Linked DNA regions of Mus musculus: region 2 is linked to region 1. The links are chromatin loops, found by intact Hi-C in ENCODE. Cell type or tissue: heart. All regions are shown on one strand.

Region 1 (2,500 bases):
CAGAGTGGCTAACGTGTGGGTGGTGTACACAGCAGGAATCCATGGAGCGAAGAGGTATTTACCTTCCAGGTGGGGTGGAGCAGGTGTTGAAAGATTTCATCAGAGCAACATGCAACTTTAAACTTCTGAATTGTTTGTTTCTGGAATATTCTACGTGGTGCTTGGGGCCACAGTGGACCACCCTGAAACAGCAGAAACTGAAACAGCAGATAGAAGAGAGCCGTTGTATTTTCTTCTCTCACTTGAGCTAACACTACCAACAGTGAGACACAGCAGAAGCAGAAGAGACAGAGATTGTGTCTGGTTCCACTGAACTTGACCCAATGGGCTGTCAAGAGAAACTTCCAAGGGAATGACAGTAGGAGATAGAGCTTTCAGGCTCCTAGACTGAAGAAAGACACTGGCTTTCATTCTGTCTTCATCCATTATAGTCTGTAGCAGATGGTGCTATCTCAAACGGCCCCCGTAGCCCCTCCTCCCTCTTTTAGACAATCAGACAAGATCCTCACTGAGAAGTGCAGTCTGCGTCCCTTCGCCCTGAATGTGGGCAGAGCTCTGCCGCCCCCTCAGCAGGTAAGAGCCTACTATACACACCAGATCCCAATGGTTAGACTGTGTCAGGCGTCTCCCGCCAGGTCCTTCTCTTAGGAAACATGCCACTGAAGCCCACTGGGTTTTCTTTAATCCACCACACAGAGCCCGATGTGGTGGCTCATGCCTTTAATCCCAGCATTCAGGAGGCAAAGGCAGGAGGAGCACTAAGAGTTTGCAGCTAGCCTGGTCTACCTAGACGGTTTCAGGCCAGATAGGGCTACACAGTGAGACTCCATCTCTCAAAACTAAAAATGTTAAGAGCCATATAGACAGAACCACATAAAGCGGACTGAGATCCCCAGTCATATAATATTTCATTGAATTGTTTATGCCACTGTTACAACCATCATTGATGGGGCTCTTGTGAGATTATCCCAGAGAGACCCACGTGGAGAGGACCCCAGAGCAGGTCTAATAACCTTCATCTAATACCTCCGGGACTCGGCACTCTCCATGGCCTTCTCCTCAGTCGCCTTTTTCTCTGGCCTGTCCCCTCCACCTGCTGTATAGATTCACTCTACCTTGGACCCAGAGGAAGTAATGGCTAGCAGGCCCTCCACAAATAGAGTGTCCACCATAAGTAGACCCTAATTATGTTTGGCACAGGCCACCTGCCCAGCAGCCAACTATGCCCCTCCAGGAAACAGAAAATCAAATCCAGAGGATGTGCCAGGTCAATTGCACTCCGAGAAGGAACTGGGCAGGCTGCCCAGAATCAGCCAGAATGGACTTCAGGCTGATCACCCACACTGGAGTCATGCCCTCACCTTCTTGGAAAGGGCACTTTCTCCAGAACCAAGGCCACCACCTGTCACAAAAGCCAGGTGTTGACAGAGCAGGATAGTTGTGGGCGAGGCCCTTGGGTATGCCAGACACATCCCTGAGGCCTGGATGCCCCATCGGTCTTGGTGGAAGGAGTGAAGCTGAGAGACTGCCATGCGGCAGGCAGAACCCCACACTCATTACCGTGGCCAGCCTGTGCTTCTGTGTGTGGAGTCCCAGGACATCTGGGATCCAACAGCCTCCAGATCTCCAGCCTCTGTCAATGGAGATAGAGGAGCTAAGGTGTGGGCTCTCTTAAAGTACAGCTGGCAAGCGGGAACCAAGGGAAAGTTATTCCATAGCTGATATTTATATTGTGAAATATTTAACCTGTTCTTTCAGGGCATTTAAAGAACTTAATCTCTGTTATTCATTCTTTCAAGAAATATTTGTGTAGGTTCGGAAAATACTCTACCAGTTTACAGTTGAGTTGGACAGAAAATAACAGGCATGTTTGTCAAAAAATACATATTCCCCATATTAAATAATAAGGTCCTACTTTTATTTGTCTGGTTACAGAAACTAACAAAGAGTCCCCTAATGAAAATATGGAATAGATATGTGTGAAGATCATTTTTTAAAAGATATATGTATTTTATGTATATGAGTACACTGTAGCTGTCTTCAGAGACACCAGAAGAGGGTACCAGATCCTATTACAGATGGTTGTGAGACACCATGTGGTTGCTGGGAAGCTGAGATGGGAGGATCATGGGTTCAATGCCACACTGTACCACGTAGTGAGACCCTGTCTAAAAATAATAATAAAACACATAGCAATAACAGCAACAACAACAATAAGTACAGGATCCAATGATGGGCAAGAGAGACAAGGTTAAGGCCTTTTAGACCTAATGCTGGGAATTGAACTCAGTACCTCAGGAACAGCAGTCAGGACTCTTAACCACTGAACCATCTCTCCAGCCCCTTAGTATCATTTTTAAAAGCATTTTTCAGCGTCAGTTGGTTGGCTCAATGGTTAAAGCACTTACGGCCTAAGACAGATAACCTGAGTTCCATCCCCAGCATCCACGGTGGGAGAAAAGAACTGACTCCTGAAACCTGTCCTCAGATTTCCACTTGG
Region 2 (2,500 bases), 71 kb before region 1:
GGGCTATATAATGAGTTCTAGGCCTACCTGAGCTCCACAGCGCAACACTGTTTCAATTTTAAAAAGCAACAACACCGAAAGCACTGGCTGTAGGTTTAAATTTACAATCGGTATGTATCTGCTTCTTGTTTATTCAAACTTTAAATTTTAATAAAAACATTTACAGTTTTATTGCCCTAACTTCAAGAAGATGATGTATGTTGTTGATTCAGAAGGACTTTTTTATATCTTTATATCATTCCCTCCCTCCCTCCCTCCCTCCCCCCATCTCCCATCCCCCATCCCTTTTCTTCCATTCTCTGCCATCCTATAGGCAGGGCTAGAGTCCTCAGTCCCTGCAGGGCCCATCCACTCTCTCTCTTCCTTTGCCTCTTACCCATTGTAACCCATGGCCTTAGAATTAGGATTGGAGAGGCGTGGCTAAGCCTTAGCTGCTTTGAGAGGCTCTGAGCAGGACAGGGTTTCTCAGAACCTGCTGTTAGCAGTGGGGCCCCGGCCAACCAGGGGACATTTCCTCCTTGTTATGATGGTACCTGGCTCCTTACTGCCCTCTGTGCTGCCAGTAACCATGGGTCCAGAAAGCAGAGGGGTGGGTCCCTTTGCTCCTTGTCCTCTGGAAGCACACAGCTTAGCCTGTTACCCTGAGGCTTCATCTGGAAGATCTATTTTCTGCATCCCAGACTCGGGCCACCATGGGCTTCCTGACTGACTTCAGACACATGCCTATGTTATGTCTCTGTCTCTTTTTCTGCCATTGGCTGTTGCTTACCACACTGCTGGGGCTGGCTGGCTGGCTGGCTGTGGAAGCAGCTGACAGACAACACTTCCGAGCATAGCATGGAACAGGGGCTGTCTCCCTGCAGAGGATAGATCCAGCTTCCGAAGGGTGCCAGGCCACTGAGTGTTAGAACGTTCATCCGGGAAAATTCCAGAAGAAAATTTCCGACACAGCACCACCTCCCAAAAGATCCTGGAGATCTTTGCGGAGGATCAGAGGCACATTGCAACCAGCATGAGGCTATGGAGGAGGGGAAAGTCTGAAAGTAGAAGGGACTCTCCTGGCTTCTCCTGATTCCCCACAGTCTCTACTGTCTTCAGCCTGTGGCCCTCGGCCACCACTACCCAGCAAATAGGTCTGGAGGACGTCAGCGGCCTCAGCATAGATAAACCCAGGGGCTATTTTTCAAAACGACCACACTCTCTGCTCTGTCTGGGGATACCTTGGTTTCCTTTGGCTTCAAAATCTCTACTTGTGCAGCGTCTTAGTTTGGGTTCACCTACGGCAAGAGGTCTGAGGCAGGGGAGTGTGCACAGACATTTTACCCAGAACCCAGAACTGGGGTGAGAGACAGGGAAAATAACTCCAGAAAGCATGTGTGATTGGGCTGAGCAATGAACCTTGGCACTTGAGGGACCCTCTGAGGAACTGTGGAATGAGTTGTGGTCCACATTTGAATGAAAAAGAGGAAGTGAGTTGGGCACCAGCATTAATGTCTCTGCTTCCCGACTAGGCATACGTGTGACCAGCTGCCTCTCACCCCTGCCATCATGGTTTTTCCTTACGTGCATTCTCAAACTGAGTCAAAACGAACATTTCTGTGAGGGTTAGTTTTCACTGTCACTTTGACATAACCTCAAATATCACCTGAGAGCTTCAGCCGAGGAATTATCTAGATTGGGCTGGCCTGTGGGTTTGCCTGTGGAAGATCGGTGTTTCCTAGAGCAGTGATTCTCAACCTTCCTAACGCTGAGACTCTTTAATACATGTTGTGGTGATCCCCAACTATAAAATTATTTCGTTGCTACTTCATATCTGTAATTTTGCTGCTGTTATGAATCAATATATAAATATCTGATATGCAACTCCCAAAGGAGTTGGGCCCCTCAGGTCGAGAGCCACTGCCCTAGACAACTGGGACCTGAAGAGTGTAAGAAAGAAGCAAGCAAGCAAGGATGCATTTATTTCCTTTCTGCTCAGCACTATGGAGTGAACAGCTGCTGAGTTCCTGTCTTGGCATCCCCACAGGGATGGACTGCAGTCGGGAACTGTTAACTGAATAAACCCTTTCTCCCAGATGTTGCCTTCTATCGGGATATTTTATTACAGCAACAGAAATGAAACTAGAACTCCTTCCTTAAGTTGCTCTTCTCAGACATTTTGTCAAAGCAATGAGAAATGTCAGGACCACCCCCCACCCCCACCCCCCACCCCCGTTCACCGAAGGTCACCTCTCAAGAGCATCAACTCTCTATGCCCAAAACAAAACACCATCAGCACATAGTTGCTTGATATGGGACGCCATCCACAGGCGTAGGACCCATCTTCACTGCAGCTGCAGTCAGTGGGCCACAAGAAGACACAGGAGACACCAAACTGTCTACTAGATATAGCCACCATGACAGTGGCTAGGGTACCTCTTCTGCCAATGTGGTAACCTCTCCCATCTGACTCTGGGTACCCATCCCACTCTCCTCAGTTCCTCTAACTGCCTATCCTCCC

The links. A loop is a pair of places that touch in the nucleus more often than their neighbours do. Peaks named below come from ENCODE experiments on the same cell type or tissue, not always from the same donor. Only the 100,000 strongest peaks of a DNase experiment are listed, where the experiment ranks them.
Region 2: a loop joins it to region 1, with 1.8 times the contacts of the local background. A loop is called at or near these places in 3 of 42 quality-filtered maps.

What each region holds. Positions count from the first base shown.
Region 1 is chr2:144,182,257-144,184,756 of GRCm38, forward strand. The region is part of intron 2 of Banf2os (a long non-coding RNA gene); the gene reads right to left. The region is part of intron 1 of Gm5535 (predicted gene 5535); the gene reads right to left. Among named protein-coding and RNA genes, the nearest start is that of Gm5535, 5.8 kb to the right of the region's middle. In heart, no CTCF peak of the experiment used is centred here; a DNase peak (open chromatin) is centred at 1,295; H3K27ac peaks cover 31 bases.
Region 2 is chr2:144,111,365-144,113,864 of GRCm38, forward strand. The region is part of intron 2 of Banf2os (a long non-coding RNA gene); the gene reads right to left. Among named protein-coding and RNA genes, the nearest start is that of Gm5535, 77 kb to the right of the region's middle. In heart, no CTCF peak of the experiment used is centred here; no DNase peak of the experiment used is centred here; H3K27ac peaks cover 290 bases.